Linked DNA regions of Homo sapiens: region 1 is linked to region 2. The links are chromatin loops, found by intact Hi-C in ENCODE. Cell type or tissue: PC-3. All regions are shown on one strand. Links, peaks and the distances in the headings refer to the core of each region. The heading gives the core; the rest is flanking DNA. Region 1 overlaps RAB10 (RAB10, member RAS oncogene family). Region 2 has its middle 22 kb from the start of RAB10.

Region 1 (8,338 bases), core at 99-8,098, 57 kb after region 2:
GTAGAGATGGGGTGTACACCATGTTGCCCAGGGTGGTCTCAAACTCCTGAGCTCAAGTGAACTGCCTGCTTTGGCCTCCCAAAATGCTGGGGTTACAGTGCTGGGAGCCACTGTGCACAGCCTGAAAATAGTTTTTAAATAAGTAAAAATGAACAAATTATTCAACAGATGAACAAATATTTCAACAAATTATGTAATCATTTTAACACCCTCTTTCTCTTTCAAGAATGTTTCAGTTTGGGCTGGGTGTGGTGGCTCATGCCTGTAATCCCAGCACTTTGGGAGGCTGAAGTGGGAGGATCTCTTGAAGCCAGGAGTCGGAGACCAGTGTAGTCAACCTAGCAAGACTCCTGTCTCCACACATGTGCGCACACACTCACTGTCTTAGCTGGGTATGGTGGTGTGTACCTGTAATCCCAGCCACTCAGGAGGCTGAGGCAGGAGGATCTCTTCAGCCCAGGAGTTAGAGGCTGCAGTGAGCTCTGATCGCGCCACTGCAGGCTCTGTAGCCTGGGTGACAGAGCAAGACGCTGGCTCTTTAAAAGAGTGTTTCAGTTTGGATAATAAGTCACATGGTCATTCCAGCCATTAGGCATTCTCAGTTTTTCATTGTGCCCATAGTGAGTATTCAGTGTGTTTGTTGACTGACCAAACAGCAGTGCTTGTTAAAAACATGACTCTAAGAAGAAAGAAAAAAAGAAAAAGAAAAAAAAAACATGACCCAGGTAGAATCATTCTTTGTGCATTTTCATGTGCCTTTATTAGCTGTATCTCTAATGCCATGTTCCTTGTGTTTTTCTGGATTGTTTTCTCCAGTATGGCTATATATATTTAATATAATTTTTTACAGCCCTCTAAGTTGTATTTTATGGTTGATAAGTTGGAAATGGTCAACACTTTCATTTGGCACTTCCCTGTTTGCAAGCTTTTGTTTTCAACAACTACAGTTTGCCAAAGACTTCAAAACCTGAAGGTTTTTTTTTTGTGGCACTTCAGTTTATTGAATACTTTGATTGAATATTTCCAACTGATTAGAAAATATTTAATGATTTTAAAAAACATTCAACCAAAAATCAGAAGACTCATTTATAAAACTTGATACCATTGTAGGACACTTAAGTTGATTTATGAAGTAGTTCTTCAAAGGCTCAAACATTTCCAAAAATATCATTGACATGTAACAGAAATCACATGCTGTCATTTATATGTATTTAATATGTAAATTGTCATCTTGATCACAGATTTTATAGTTCAGTTACTATGTATATTTGTACATTTCCACATCTACAGCGTATCTTTCAGTTGGTAAAATATTATAGTCTTTTTGCATATAGTTATGAGTAATGTATACTCCATAATCATTTCAAGTATATTTTTTGTTTTATCCTTTTTTTGTTTTAGCTTAGTGGGAATATTGTTTTTACCATGACAGTCTACTTAACCAATATTTGTATTCTCATCATCACTAAAACAAAAATTTTATCTTCAGTGTTACATGTTTTTAAACAATTCACAACATACACAGTAATATGAGATGTTTTACTTTGAACAGAGTTAACTTTCAAAAGCTTTATTTTGATTCCATGAATTGGATGAAAGAAATCAAGCAGTTAATGTGATGATGGTTTTTCTATGGAAGAGGTCTCATGATAGTGATAAACTTGCATCAGTTGTCTCTGGGAATTTCTGCTAGTGAAGCCAACATGAACAATTACCGATTTTTTTTTCCAGTGGACAAGAAAACTTGGAATTGAAAAAAAAAGATTAATTTAGAAGAACAGTCATTGGATCTAATTACAAGTTATGTTTCATAGAATGTTTTGTAAAGGCATCTTTTACAGCTGCATGTATTGTCATTTTCAGACACAATTTTACAATAACTGCTTATTGCCTTTGAATTAAATGTTGATTGTATTAGTCTGTTCTCATGCTGCTATGAAGAAATACCAGAGACTGGGTAATTTATAAAGAAAAGAGGTTTGATTGACTCACAGTTCCTCATGGCTGGGGAGGCCTCAGGAAACTTACAGTCATGGTGGAAGGCAGGGCGGCAGGAGAGAGAATGAGAGGAGCGAAGCCCCTTACAAAACCATCAGATCTTGTGAGAACTCGCTATCATGAGAACAGCATGGAGGTAACCACCCCTGTGTTTCAATTACCTCCCACCGGGTCCTTCCCATGACACTTGGGGATTATGGGAACTACAGTTCAAGATGACATTTGGGTGGGGACACAGCAAAACCATGCCATCAATTTTTTTTTTTTTTTTTTTTTTTGATACGGAGTCTCACTCTGTCACCCAGGCTGAAGTGCGGTGGCACAATCTCGGCTCACTGCAGCCTCCACCTCCCAGGTTCAAGTGATTCTTCTGCCTCAGCCTCTTGAGTAGCTGGGACTACAGGCACATGCCACCACGCCAGGCTAATTTTTGTATTTTAGTAGAGATGGGGTTTATCCACATTGGCCAGGCTGGTCTCGAACTCCTGACCTCAAGTGATCCACCTGCCTCAGCCTCCCAAAGTGCTGGGATTATAGGTGTGAGCCACCATGCCGCTCTATTTTTTGTATTTTTTGTAGAGACGGGGTCTCCCTATGTTGCCCAAGCAGGTCTCAAACTCCTGGGCTCAAGTGATCCTCCTGCCGTGGCCTTCCAAAGTGCTAGGTTTACAAGTGTGGACCACCTCACCTAGCCAAATGTTGATGCTTCTTCAGATTTGCTGCTTGAAGTCATTGTTACCACTTTAAATATATACTTGAGTGCATTGCTATCTAAAGGGCTTATTTAAAAATACATAGATTAGTTGTAGATATACACTGTGTAACAATGAAAAGGTCATTGTAGCAAAAGGGGTTTATACTGTATCTGCATACTCTATGAAAGGACCACTCATACACATTTCCTATGTACATATTTTTTCCATGTTTCCTACTGATCTCACTGACAGTATTTTGATGGCTTCTTGTTGGCTGAGGAACTGGCCATGGCACAGATGATGGATGGGGGCAACAGCCTTGAATATTCTCCTTCCAGCAACTGTCAACACCTGAAGGAGGGAGTTAGCTGCCTGTTACCATACTTGATATTGACTTGGTGTCCTAAAAAGGAAAATGTCAATTGTTTCAAATTTGTAAAGGGTTAAGAAAAGAGGCAGACTACCACTAGTCATCTTGTTAGATTTAATCATGTGTTAAAATGTGATAGCTGTTTACAATGCACATCTCACATGACTACTGTGTAAGACCTTGTCAGAAGTTAGAAACACCAATTCAATGTCTGTGAAACCATCAATACTTATTTTGATGCAACTTTGTTAAAAATGTAAAGTCTAAGACAGTAGATTTGTACACGATGTTTGGAAACACCAATCATAAATGAAGACTTGAGGTCAAACAGACTTATGGTCACCATACTTGCAGCAGAATTTGCTGGGGGGTTGATATATGTTCATCAAGTAAACAGAAACATCAAACCAGAGTAGTTCTCTAGTTAGTAAAATGAGAATAAACAGGTTATTAATTAATCTATTTCAGAGGATGGTCAGGTGGCCTAGAGAATGCTGTCCTGGGGAAATGACATTTATACTGCTACATGAGATATGATTAGAAGTTAGGTAGAAGAACATCATTCCAGGCAGAGGAAGTGGGCACAAAAAGGTCCTTAGTAAAGGAGCTTTTTGAGTTCAAAGAACTGAAAGATGATGTGTGTTGCAAATGTGACTTGTGAGGCTAGCAGAAGCAATAGATGTTGAAGACGTGGGTTTGAGCCAGATTGTGCAGAGCCTGGTAGTCCATGCTAAGGATTCGAATTCCATGGAAGGTTTGAGCAGGGATGTGACATGGTTAGATTCAATTTTTAAAAGATGGTTGGCCCAGAAAATGTGGAAAATGGATTGGAGTTGGAATTTTCTAATTAAAGACTTATCAAAGATGTGTTTAAACTCTTACTGTATACTATTTAATCTTTAAGGATTATGAGCGATTATATGTGAAAATACCTGTCAGTGACTGTGACAGTGAGCCTTTAATTTTTTTTTTGAGGTGATCTTTTTAGTGCCAAATACATCAGACAATCCTGAGCCAAGAGACAGAGTTCTGATCATAGTTAATTTGGTTTGTGAGCTTGAGCAAGTCATTTAAACTCTGAGCCTCTTTCTTTATCTGTAAATTGGGCGTGTTTGAGAAATGTGTGCTTAACTTTAATTGTGTTAATCGCTTAACTCTGGTTAACATATGGGCTGAGTCTTGCTGAGTCATTTCCTCAGACGTTGTGGGCAAGGCTTAAAACCAGCTAAGCAAATTTAGTGATGACACATTTTACCTCTTCTGTAGAAGTCAGATGAAAGAGCTGTTTCAAAAATGTTTCACTTATTGTTTTCATGCAGATTATCTCTTCGTGGGGGAGAGAATACAGTACACATAGCTCAGGAACTACTGATGCACTGCCTTCCATTTTAGTGGCAGTTTGAATTTAAGAATTTCTAGTTTGTCTTAAGCTTTTCTGTAATCTCTCACATATATATTCTTAATTTCAACTGATAATTTCTTTCTTAATGTCTAATATAGCCTATTTGCCCTCTGAACAGCATTGAGATGCTTTGAAATTTTAATGCCCAAAAAGTTGGCTTTGGTAAGGTGGTTTTCATTTCTGCAGTAGAACCATGGTTGAGGCTAATGGTCCCATCAGCATTAGCAGGCCTTTGGCTAGTTGCACAGTAAACTGCATGTTTCCCACTAGTAAAAGAGATAACCCCAACAGTTTTAGGATTAATGCTGAGTTGTAGTGTTCTTTGGGATTTACAGATTTTTTTCTATAATTTAAACTTTTTGAGACATATCCTGAGGATAATAGAAGGGCATTTAAAAAAACTTCAACTGGCTGGGCTTGGTGGCTCACACCTGTAATCCCAGCACTGTGGGAGGATCACAAGGTCAGGAGTTTGAGACCAGCCTGGCCAATGTGGTGAAACCCTGTCTCTACTAAAAATACAAAAATTAGCTGGGCATGGTGGTGGGCGCCTGTAATCCCAGCAACTTGGGAGGCTGAGGCAGGAGAATCACTTGAACCCAGGAAGTGGAGGTTGCAGTGAGCCCAGATCGCACCACTGCACTCCAGTCTGGGCGGCAGAGCGAGACTCTGCCCCCCTACCCCCCAAAAAAAAAGAAAAAAGGAAAAACAACTACTCAGATACTTTTTTTTTTGAGATGGGGTCTCACTCTGTTGCCCCGGCTGGAGAGCAGTGGCATGATCTCATCTCACTGCAGCCTTCACCTCTCAGGTTTAAGTGATTCTTCTGCCTCAGCCTCCCAAGTAGCTGGGACTACAGGCACGTGCCACCATGCCCCACTAATTTTTGTGTTTTTAATAGAGATGAGGTTTCGCCATGGTTGGCCAGGCTGCTCTCGAGCTCCTGACCTCAAGTGATCTGCCCTCCCCGGCTTCCCAAAGTGCTGGGATTACAGGCGTGAGCCATCGCACCTGGCCTCCGATACTTTTGACAATAATCTTGGTTTGGGGGAGGTGTGTGTGTGTCAGTCTTAGATTTATATTCACTCTGCATTGTGTTATATTGAGCTATAATGGATGTGCAGCTACACGAATTCTTCTAGAGATCCTTGGACTTGAAATTATGCGTCCTTGGCTTTATCACAGGATGTGGCCTTCTTGGCCTCAGTTTTTCAGAGTAGAGAATTTGCTTTTGGCTTTTCTAGGACGTGTGCAGATGAGAACTTGCTACAGGCAGATATGCTTGAGAGCTCAAAAGGAAATGGTGGGAAAAGACTAGATTAAATCAAGTAGTTGTGTGATTTCAGTGAAGTAGTATTAAATCTGGTTTTATCTGTTTTTCACCTGTTTTAAAACATAGGTACATTTTCACAGTCACTTAAAGTGACTATCTTTTTGAACCTCAAGGATTTTTTTATTCTCGGAATTGAGTTTTGTTCGTTTCATCATACTTAAAATAGTTTAAGAAAAATTTTAGAGTACTGTTTTCCTTCTTGTGAACCTTGTACAATATTATGAAGAGGGCAAGCTATGTAGGTAACTATTATCATTTTACAGGTAAGGAAGCAGAGTTTAATGACCTGCCCTTGATAATATGACAAATATATCAGAGCCAAATCTTAAACATAGCGATGGAAAGCTTTGTAATTATAGAAACATTTGGATTTGTCTTTTGGTTCCACCTAAATTTTCTTACAGTTTAAAAAATGTCTTTTAAGATTATTGCAAGGAGCAAATGAATACATAATAGAAGCATCCCATTGTATGGCATGTAAATTCTCACCAAATGTAATTGTTTCTCAGTGGTTTTCAACATGTGGATCCCCACTGACCACCACCTAGGGAGTTTTTTTGACCAGAAGGTCAAAACTTTTCATAATAATTCTAAGACATTTGCCTTTTTCACTATGTTGATGCTTGTACTGATGGTACAGAAGCAATGGTATGTAAAATTGCTGACCTTAGCATGAATCAAGACAATGGAACCAAGCTGGACTAGTAGTCATTGTATTTACCACCATGTACTCACAAGAGAAAACTAAAATAATTTTCCTCAAGAATATCCTTGATGAAGTAGAATTAATTTTTGTTAAATCTTGACCTTTGAGCATATATCTTTTTGGTGTATGATGAAATGGGAGGTAAATATAAAGCACTTCTGCCTCGTTTTGAGACAGTGATGGTTGTCTCAAGCAAAGGCACTTGTGAAATTGTTTGGATTGGCCACCATTTTTATAGAACATCATTTATCCTTGAAAGAACAACTGGCAAACTATGGTTATTCAGACTTGAGTCCTTGGCAGATACTGTCTTGAATGAATGAAGTGACAGTATTTGTTGCCACTGATAAAATTTATGCTTTTAAGATTGGAATTTTGGCCAGGCGCGGTGGCCCACTCCTGTAATCCCAACACTTTGGGAGGCCAAGGCGGGTGGATCGCCTGAGGTCAGGAGTTCAAGACCAGCATGGCCAACATGGTGAAACCCCATCTCTACTAAAAATACAAAAATTAGCCAGACATGATGGTGGGCACCTGTAATCCCAGCTACTTGGGAGACTGAGGCAGGAGAATTGCTTGAACCTGGGAGGCAGAGGTTGCGGTGAGCCAAGATGGCACCACTGCAACTCCAGCCTGGGTGACAGAGTGAGACTTCATCTCAAAAAAAAAAAAAAGGAAGTTTGGAATTTTGAGCCAGTCAAGGTCACTCTTGCCTGTAATTCCAGCTACCCAAGAGGCTGAAGCGGGAGGATTGTTTGAGCCTGGGAGTTTGAGCCTGAAGTGAGCTGTGATTACACTACTGCACTACAGCCTGGGTGACAGAGCAAGACTCAGTCTCTTAAAAAAATAAATAAATAAAATATATTTGGAAAACTTGTGTCTGCTGCTGTGAGTGTGACAGCTTTTCTGTACATACTCTCTTGATGAGGTCCATGGTGATAATATTATTTTTTTCATATTGTATAATGAAATACGCCAACATTTGGAAGAACTGTGTTAATGAACTATTAATTTCCAAATGACCAATACATGCTGTTATAAAATTGCGCAGATAAAAAGACCTATTCAGAGTGCAAAGTAACTGATGGATTTTAATATAATAGAACATGGCTGGGTGCGGTGGCTCACGCCTGTAATCCCAGCACTTTGGGAGGCCGAGGCGGCTGGATCATGAGATCAAGAGATTGAGACCATCCTGGCCAACATGGTGAAACTGGTCTCTACTAAAAATACAAAAATTAGCTGGGCATGGTGGCACCCACCTGTATTCTCAGCTACTCGGGAGGCTGAGGCAGGAAAATCACTTGAACACGGGAGGTGGGGGTTGCAGTGAGCTGAGATCAAATTACTGCATTCCAGCCTGGCGACAGAGTGAGACTCCATCTAAAAAATACATATATAATAATAATAATAAAAATAATAATAGAACATGAAAACACCATTGACAGGGTTTCAGATTCTACCTTGCAACTAATGTTTAAGAAATTACTGCTTGTTCCTTGTGACTCATGCAAAAAAAGAAGAAAAAAAGAAATTACTTGCTGAGCTTTGTAGTGTTGAAGAATAATGTTTAGGATTATCTGAATAGGTTCTTAAAATACTCCTCCCTTTTCTAGCAACATATCTGTTTGTAGCTAGATTTTCTTCATATACTTCATATTCTTTGTATGCTTCATCAGCCAAAACAGCATATTACAATAAATTGGATGCAGAAGCAGGTATAATCCAAGTGTTATCTATTAAGCTAAACATTAAAGTTGCAGTTTTGTTTTGGAAAATATAGTAATTTTTAACAAAATGTCATTTATGTTAACATGGATTGGATTTATTTTAA
Region 2 (8,338 bases), core at 273-8,272:
AATAGCTGGGATTACAGGCGCACACTACCATGTCCAGCAAATTTTTTTGCATTTTTAGTAGAGACAGGGTTTCGCCATGTTGGCCAGATTGGTCTCGAACTCCTGACCTCAGGCAATCAGCCCACCTGGGCCTCCCAAAGTGCTGGGATTACAGGTGTGAGCCACTGCGCCCAGCCCTCTATTTTTTTTTTTTTTTAAGAATATTACAGTTTATTTGACAATTCTCTCATGGATCATCAACACTTACAGATGAAATGGAAACAATGTTGCGTCTCAAGATAGCTCCTCCTCTCCTCCTGCCATGTTTAACACTCTCACTGTTCCCAGCTGGTGTCTGCTCAGGGAGTTCATGCTAATTTTAATTTTCTCTAGTTATTAGCTTATTTGAGAGAAGAACTTGTGCCTATTGTTCTCTACTCCTTATAAGGGCCTAACCCACTGTTGAACACATTTTAAGTCTGCAGTACATCTTTGTTGGTTGTTTTAAAAATGATCTTCTGAGCTGGGTGCAGTGTGCATACCTACAGTCCCAGCTACTCAGGAGGCCAAGGTGAGAGGATTGCTTGAGCCCAGGGGTTTTAGACCAGCAGGGCAACATAGCAAGACCCTGTCTCTAAAACAAAGTAACCAAAAGTAATCTTCTGGCTGGGCATGGTGGCTCATGCTTGTAATCCCAGCACTTTAAGAGGCCGAGGTGTGTGGATCACCTAAGGTCAGGAGTTTGAGACCAGTCTGGCCAATATGGCAAAACCTCATCTCCAATAAAAATACAAAACTTAGCAGGGAATGGTGGCGCATGCCTGTAATCCCAGCTACTCAGGAGGCTGAGACAAGAGAATCACTTGAATCCGGGAGGCGGAGGTTTGCAGCGAGCTGAGATCGTGCCACTGCACTCCAGCCTGGGTGACAAAGTGAGACTCAGTCTCAAAAAAAAAACCAACAAAAAACCAAAACAAACAAACAAACAAACAAACAAAAAGACACCACATACAGGAATAAAATGTACTGAGGAGACAAAAGAGTGTCAACCCAAGGATCTCTTTCAGAGGGGTTCCCTTAACTCTGGCAGGCCATGAGGATGATGCCTGGGAGCCCCAGGATTCTCCTGTTACTTTCTTGTGTCCTCAGAAACCACCCTGGTGACTCAGTAACACAAACCTAGGGTGTTGAGTGGGTGGGGCACCGCTTCCCACCCCAGTTTATCTGGTTTTCCCAGGCAGAATAGTACACTGAAGCTGTAGGCAAAGAGGAAGCCCAAGATAGGGGAAGGCCAGGGTGTTGGTTCCTCAGTTTGTTGAAATCAGAGTCATGAAGCAAGACAAGCCAGGGCTTGCTCAGCATTTCTCCTTCCTGGCATGGGTTCACCTCAGCCCCAATTCAGTGGCAGCTCTGTTGGTTCAGAGGGGTGAGGTATCCAAGAGGAGGAAGCTTGTACAATCCTGCTAGCAGGGGAGGGCTGATGGTAGGGTGGAGTTTCAAAGGAAGCCTCTGACATCTGACAAAGGCTGAGTCAGTTATATTGCCCCATCTCTGAATCTGGCTTCTCCTGCTCCTCTACCCTACCCATCCTGCCTTCCAGACACACCAAAGTTCTTTTTATCCCTGACCATGACAGGCATGGCTGCTGTGTGCAGCTTCATAGGTTGTGCACTGCACAGTTCCAGGAGGTGCTATTCCCATAGACAAAGGAGTGAATAACAACTCCAAGAATCATGCACAATTGTACCAGGCAGCCCCGAGCCAAGCCCTTTTATGACTTCCTTCCTTTCCACATATTGCTTCCCCTGCCACAACTGCCCTTGTTTGCCTTTCCTCCCCCCATTTCTTTATATGGTGCAACATCTAACACTTAGTTCTCAAATTCTGCCCAAATATAATCCTGGTGAACACAAACATAACAGAATGCATATGGAAGACCTGACATACAGGAGTCTCGAACTGGCACATTGCCAGCTCATTAAGCTTGGTAGTTTTATTATGCCTGTGGGGTGTTCTAAAAGGTAATGTAAGTAAAGTCCATTAGAACAGCTAAGATGAAAAATACACAATACTAAGTGTTGGTGAAGATGTGGAGCAACTGGAACTCTCATACATTGCTAGTGGGAGTGTAAACTGGATAGCTACTTTGGGAAACTAGCGGTATCTACTAAAGTAGAAGAGATACCTAGTCATGATCTAGCAGTTCCTAGAAATACATACACATGTACTCCTAGAAATATGCATACATACATAGGCTTCAAAAAAAGTGCAAAAATGTTCACAGCAGCACTATTTATAATAGCCCCAAACTAGAAACAACTCAAATACCCATCAACCTTAGAATAGATGAATAATATGGTATATTAATAAAATGGGGATGGGCACAGTGGCTCATGCTTGTAATCCCAGCACTTTGGGAGGCCAAGGTGGGTGGATCACCTGAGGTCAGGAGTTCGAGACCAGCCTGACCAACATGGTGAAACCCCATCTCTACTAAAAATACAAAATTAGCCGGGTGTGGTGGCACATGCCTGTAATCACAGCTACTTGGGAGGCTGAGGCAGGAGAATTGCTTGAACCCGGGAGGTGGAGGTTGCAGTGAGCTGAGATTGTGCCATTGCCCTCCAGCCTGGGCAATAAGAGCACAACTCCGTCTCAAGAAAATACAAATGGCTGGGCACGGTGGCTCACGCCTGTAATCCCAGCACTTTGGGAGGCCAAGGCAGGCAGATCATGAGGTCAGGAGATCGAGACCATCCTGGCTAACACGGTGAAACCCCATCTCCATTAAAAATACAAAAAATTAGCCGAACGTGGTAGGGGCACCTGTAGTCCCACCTTCTCAGGAGGCTGAGGCAGGCGAATGGCGTGAACTGGGAGGCGGAGCTTGCAGTGAGCCGAGAACTCGCAAATGCACTCCAGCCTGGGTGACAGAGCAAGACTCCGTCTCAAAATAAATAAATAAATAAAAATAAAATAAAATAAAATAAAATGAGATGTAGGCCGGGTGAGGTGGCTCATGCCTGTAATCCCAGCACTTTGGGAGGCCTAGCTGGGTGGATCACCTGAGGTCGGGAGTTCGAGATCAGCCTGACCAACATGGAGAAACCCCATCTCTACAAAAAATACAAAATTAGCTGGCTGTGGTGGTGCATGCCTATAATCCCAGCTACTTGGGAGGCTGAGGCAGGAGAATCGCTTGAACCCGGGAGGCGGAGGTTGCAGTGAGCCAAGATTGCACCATTGTACTCCATCCAGCCTGAGCAACAAGAGTGAAACTCCATCTCGAAAAATAAATAAAATAAAATAAAATGGGATGTTACATAGCAGTGAAAGGAATTATTTCTTCACACAACACACAGAAAAGGTCAGACACAAAAGAATACATACTGCAAGTTCAAAAACAGGCACTATGGTGTTAAAAATTAGAAAAGTGGCTCCCCCGTGAGGATGGGTAGTGATTGGAAAGGAGCATGGCGTTTCTGATGTGCTGGTAATATTCTATTTATTAATGTGAGAGGTGGTTGCACAGGTGTGTTTATTTTGTGAAAGTTTATTGAGCTGTATACACTTAGGATTTGTGTGCTTTTGTGTATGTGTGTGATGCTTCAATAAAAACAATTACTTAACAGAAGAAGACAATGTCTACTTTTTGCCATGATGAAGGAATGGGGTCTAGATTTATCCTCTCCTTAATCAAGCAAAAAGTTGAATGAAATATATGAAACAGTGGTTTTAAGACATTGGTCATTGGTCAACAGGGAACTCAGGACAGTGATCCTTAAGAGAAGGGAAACCAAGGAGGTGAGCAGAGCAGATGTCCCAGCTGGAGAGAGTGTCCAAGCTATAGCACAGAGAACGTGGGCTCCTGGAGACCTGCAGAGGAGTCCCCTGACTTTTTTATTTTTGAGACAGGGTCTCACTTTGTCACCGAGGCTGGAGTGCAGTGGTGCGAACATGGCTCACTGCAGCCTCAACCTCCTGAGTAGCTGGGACTATAGGTGCAAGCCACCACACCTGGCTACTTTTTGTATGTTTTGTAGAGACAGGATTTCATCATGTTGCCCAGGTTGGTCTCAAACTCCTGAGCTCAGGTTATCTGCCTGCCTCAGCCTCCCAGAGGGCTGGGATTACAGGCGTGAGTTATTGCGCCTGGCTTCCCCTGATTCTTTGGGTTCCAATCAGTCACGTGTGTGAAGAAACTACTGACACACTGGGGAAAGGAACCCTGGAGAGGAGGAGGAAATGGATCCGTCAGCAGAGCTTACACAGGCTGGGGAGAGCTGGTGTTCCCATTAACTAGAGTAGAAAGACCTTCCAACCCACTGGGCATAGAGTGACACACACTGAGGCTGTGAGGCTAAACCTGCAGCAGTGAGAGAAGTAGTGGGTCTTAAGTCTAAACACGGCCTCTCAGGGGCCAGGTCAGACTAGAGGGAAATTTGATCTGCTAAATCCTCTGAGATTGAGCTAAAGCTTCTTAAGTCTTCCTGGTATGCATGAGACAGGGAGGGTCTTAGAACCTCGGGTACAGCTGAGCCTGTGTGCAGGAATTCAGTAACCCCAGGTGTGGACTATCAGTTTGAAGTTATCTATTGATATGTTTGTTTTTCTCTTATGCGTCATCCCCTCATCAGCGCGTGCACTCTGTGAGGATAGAGATCTTATCTGACTGTGTCACAAGGGCTCCGACCAATGCCTGGCACGTAAATGGCACTCAATAAATATTTGTTGAACTGATGTTGAATGAATAAACTCGCTCTAAACCAAACCCACGAGGGAGAAACCAGATGCAGCATTATTCATTCATTCTGTGAAATGTAATTGACAATAGGCCCGAAGAAACCCCTGTCAGCACATTCCTTGCTTTGTGGAAGGCACACTTCAGAAGCTCAAAGTATATCCAAGAGTCACTTTGTAAATACAGAGTAGGGCTAAGGGGACTTGAAAGATCTTAAGAGCCTGTGTCACTGAGCTATGGCACCCCGATGAGTCATGCTTTCCCACACAGGGACAGGCATCCCTTGCCAAACAGGATCCTGCCTTGCCCAGCACTGGCCTCTCTTCCCTGTCACCGTGGGAGAAACACTGACAGTCTGTCCTCTCCCACTTCTCTTCTCGGTACTCCTTATCAATCATAATGCTTCGGTCCTTTCTACTTGACCTCACATAACAGTGTCTTAGATTACACAGTGTCCCTTACTCGTTACATTTTCCATGTGAATTTGGCCACAATTTCATACATCCTGCAAAAGACAAAATAACCTAGACATGGATCAAGACCTCTCACTACCTAAGTTGCAAAGTCCCTCAGTCACTGTCTCTCGATTTCCCTATCTTTAGAAAATGAAATAATGTACCTTTTCCATCTAGCCTACAGGGCTGTTAAGCAAAAACAAACAAACAAACAAAAAACTGAAGAACATGAATATGAGTGGCTCAGAAGTTGTGATTTAGGCCAGGCACGGTGGCTCACACCTGTAATCCCAATACTTTGGGAGGCCGAGGCGGGCGAATCACGAGGTCAGGAGTTCGAGACCAGCCTGGCCAACATGGCGAAACCCCATCTCTACTAAAAATACACAAAATTAGCTGGGCGTGGTGGCAGGTGCCTATAGTCCCAGCTACTCGGGAGGCTGACGCAGGGGAATCACTTGAACCCGAGAGGCAGAGGTTGCAGTGAGCTGAGATCGTACCACTGCACTCCAGCCCAGGTGACAGTGGGAGCGAGACTCTGTCTCAAAAAAAAAAAAAAAAAAAGTTGTGATTTAACCTTTCTAATTAAAGTTCTATACTAGATTTGCCACTAATGAACTACATGACATGAGATCATTTTGTCAGATGCTTAGCCCAGCATCTTATTCTTAACAAGCCTCCAGGAAATATTTATTATTGACATGGGCTCTATTGCCATGAACTGAGATACCTCCCACTTTCCCAAGGAGCATGCTTGAGGAAAAATAGTTGCTTTTTAGGTAACTATTGTGCTTTTGTTTTGTTGAATGCAAATGATATGAGGTGATAAACTTGGGACCATAACTGAATGGTCTGGAAGAAAAGAGGGAATTCAGAAGTTGTATACGGAAAGAGATGAAGGGAGGAAAGTTGGCAATATGGTAGTAAGGGAGAAAACTTTTGGAGGGAGAACAGGTTTAGCTAGTGGAGTGGAGGGATCTAATTAAGCTTTGCTTTATGGTGTGTGATGTAATCCTCTTCTGTCTTCCCATGAAGCCTTCAGTAAAATCTCCTTAGTCATAGGTATTTTTGAATTTGGATGTATTGGAGGGGATGCAAACAAAGTTCTCAGTTTGGACTTGAGTTGTATAAGGAGTGAGAGCAAAGACCAATCATCTCCTGGTTATATTATCAATTTTAAAATGAGGAGGTGAGGCCGGGCCTGGTGGCATATGCCTGTAATCTCAGCACTTTGGGAGGCCAAGGCAGGCAGATCACTTGAGGTCAGGAGTTCAAGACCAGCCTGGCCAATATGGTGAAACCCCGTCTCTACTAAAAATACAAAAATTATCTGGGTGTGGTGGCAGTTGCCTGTAATCCCAAATGCTCAGGAGCCTGAGGCAGGAGAATTACTTGAACCTGGGAGGTGGAGGTTGCAGTGAGCTGAGATTGTACCATTGCACTCCAGCCTAGGCATTGCAGTGAGACTATGTCTCAAAAAAAAAAAAAAAAAAAAATATATATATATATATACATAAACACATATATATATACACACACATATATACATAAATATATATATATATATATAGAGAGAGAGAGAGAGAGAGAGAGAGAGAGAGACAGAGACAGAGACAGAGAGAGAGAGACAGAGAGAGAGAGACAAGGTTTCCACCCAGGCTGCAGTGCAGTGGCACAGTCTTGGCACACTGCAACCTCTGCCTCCTGGTCTCAGGTAATCCTCCCACTTCAGCCTCCCAAATAGCTGGGACCACAGGCATGCACCACCATACCCAGCTGATTTTTTTGTATTATTAATTTTGTGGAGATAAAGCTCATCACATTGCCCAGGCTGGTCTCAAACTCCTGGCCTGACATGATCTGCCCGCCTCGGCCTCCTAAAGTGCTGGGATTACAGGTGTGTGCCACTGCTCCCGGCCCACACATTGCAATTGGTTGAAAGTCTCTTTTATCTACAAATCACCCCTCTGACACTTTTTTTTTCCTCACAATTTATTTGTTAAAGAACCAAAGTTATTTATAATAGTGATAAATTGATGAATTATTAAAGTTAGGCTGGGTGTGGTGGTACATACCTGTAATCCCAGTACTTTGGGAGGCTGAGGCAGGAGGATCATTTGAACTCAGGAGTTCAAAAACAGCCTGGGCAATATGGCAAAACCCTGTCTCTACAAAAAATACAAAAATTAGCAGGGTGTGGTGGTGTGCTCCTTTAGTCCCAGCTACTTGAGGGGCTGAGGTGGGAGGATTGCTTGAGCCCAGGAGGTTGAGGCTACAGAGAGCCGAGACTGCGCCACTGTACTCCAGCCTGGGCAACAGAGTGAGACCCTGCCTCAAAAACATAAAAAAATTATTTTTAAGGAATTATTAAAGTTAGATATTATTAAGTCAGCTATATCAGTACAAAATGTAGAGACTTATCTGCAGTTTGTGAAAAAAGGCCTAGGATTTTTAGCTGGCCACAAACCTATTAGAGCAAACATCATGACACAGTTGCCAAAATCCTAATCTACACTTAGGTTACATTAACACCAGTACATGTGTACAATGAAAAATGTGGTCGTCTTTTCTACTACACCAGGTCAAACCATGCCTGGCATATCATGCCTGATTGTGGCTCCCACACTTTAAGAGAGATTGAAAAACTGGAGTGATTAGACAAAGTCCTGACGCTGGTAAGAGAGCTATAACATCCCTCCCCTGGCAGGGGAGCCTGGAGGAAAGAAGGGGAAGGGGTAGAGCTGGCTGTTTGCCTGCAGGAGACTCAAGACAGTGGGTCCTTAGCAATGAGAATACACAAAAGGCAGTGATGGGAGAAGGGGCCCTGGAAAACCCACCTTCAGGAGTTTTAAGGCTAAAGAAAAGGAGGAAGAAGGGAATGAGTTAGTGAGAGAGTACACAGAAATTATCAGATCCAACTGTGTGGTAGTAGCCAGTGGGACAGACACAAATTAAGAGTGCATGGAATTATGAAGGGCTGGGCATGGTGGCTCACGCCTGTAATCCCAGCATTTTAGGAGGCCAAAGCGGGCAGATCACTTGAGGTCAGGAGTTTGAGACCAGCCTGGCCAACATGGTGAAACCACGTCTCTAATAAAAATACAAAAGTCAGCCGGGCATGGTGGCGGGTACCTGTAATCCCAACTACTTGGGAGACTGAGGC

What was found. Hi-C counts contacts between places; a loop is a spot of excess contacts. Peaks named below come from ENCODE experiments on the same cell type or tissue, not always from the same donor. Only the 100,000 strongest peaks of a DNase experiment are listed, where the experiment ranks them.
Region 1: a loop joins it to region 2, with 2.2 times the contacts of the local background. A loop is called at or near these places in 2 of 110 quality-filtered maps.

Annotation. Positions count from the first base shown.
Region 1 is chr2:26,064,525-26,072,862 of GRCh38, forward strand. The region is part of intron 1 of RAB10 (RAB10, member RAS oncogene family); the gene reads left to right. It overlaps LOC105374333 (a long non-coding RNA gene), which reads left to right. Exons shown (of 2, transcript XR_939851.3): 1 at 1-8,338. Among named protein-coding and RNA genes, the nearest start is that of RAB10, 35 kb to the left of the region's middle. RefSeq lists an enhancer at 4,174-4,223. In PC-3, for the core only: no CTCF peak of the experiment used is centred there; a DNase peak (open chromatin) is centred at 4,287; H3K4me3 peaks cover 846 bases; H3K27ac peaks cover 2,488 bases.
Region 2 is chr2:26,007,724-26,016,061 of GRCh38, forward strand. No RefSeq gene overlaps it. Among named protein-coding and RNA genes, the nearest start is that of RAB10, 22 kb to the right of the region's middle. RefSeq lists enhancers at 3,571-4,072, 4,073-4,572. In PC-3, for the core only: a CTCF peak has its summit at 3,407; DNase peaks (open chromatin) are centred at 1,388, 4,768, 4,878 and 6,168; H3K4me3 peaks cover 2,465 bases; H3K27ac peaks cover 5,674 bases.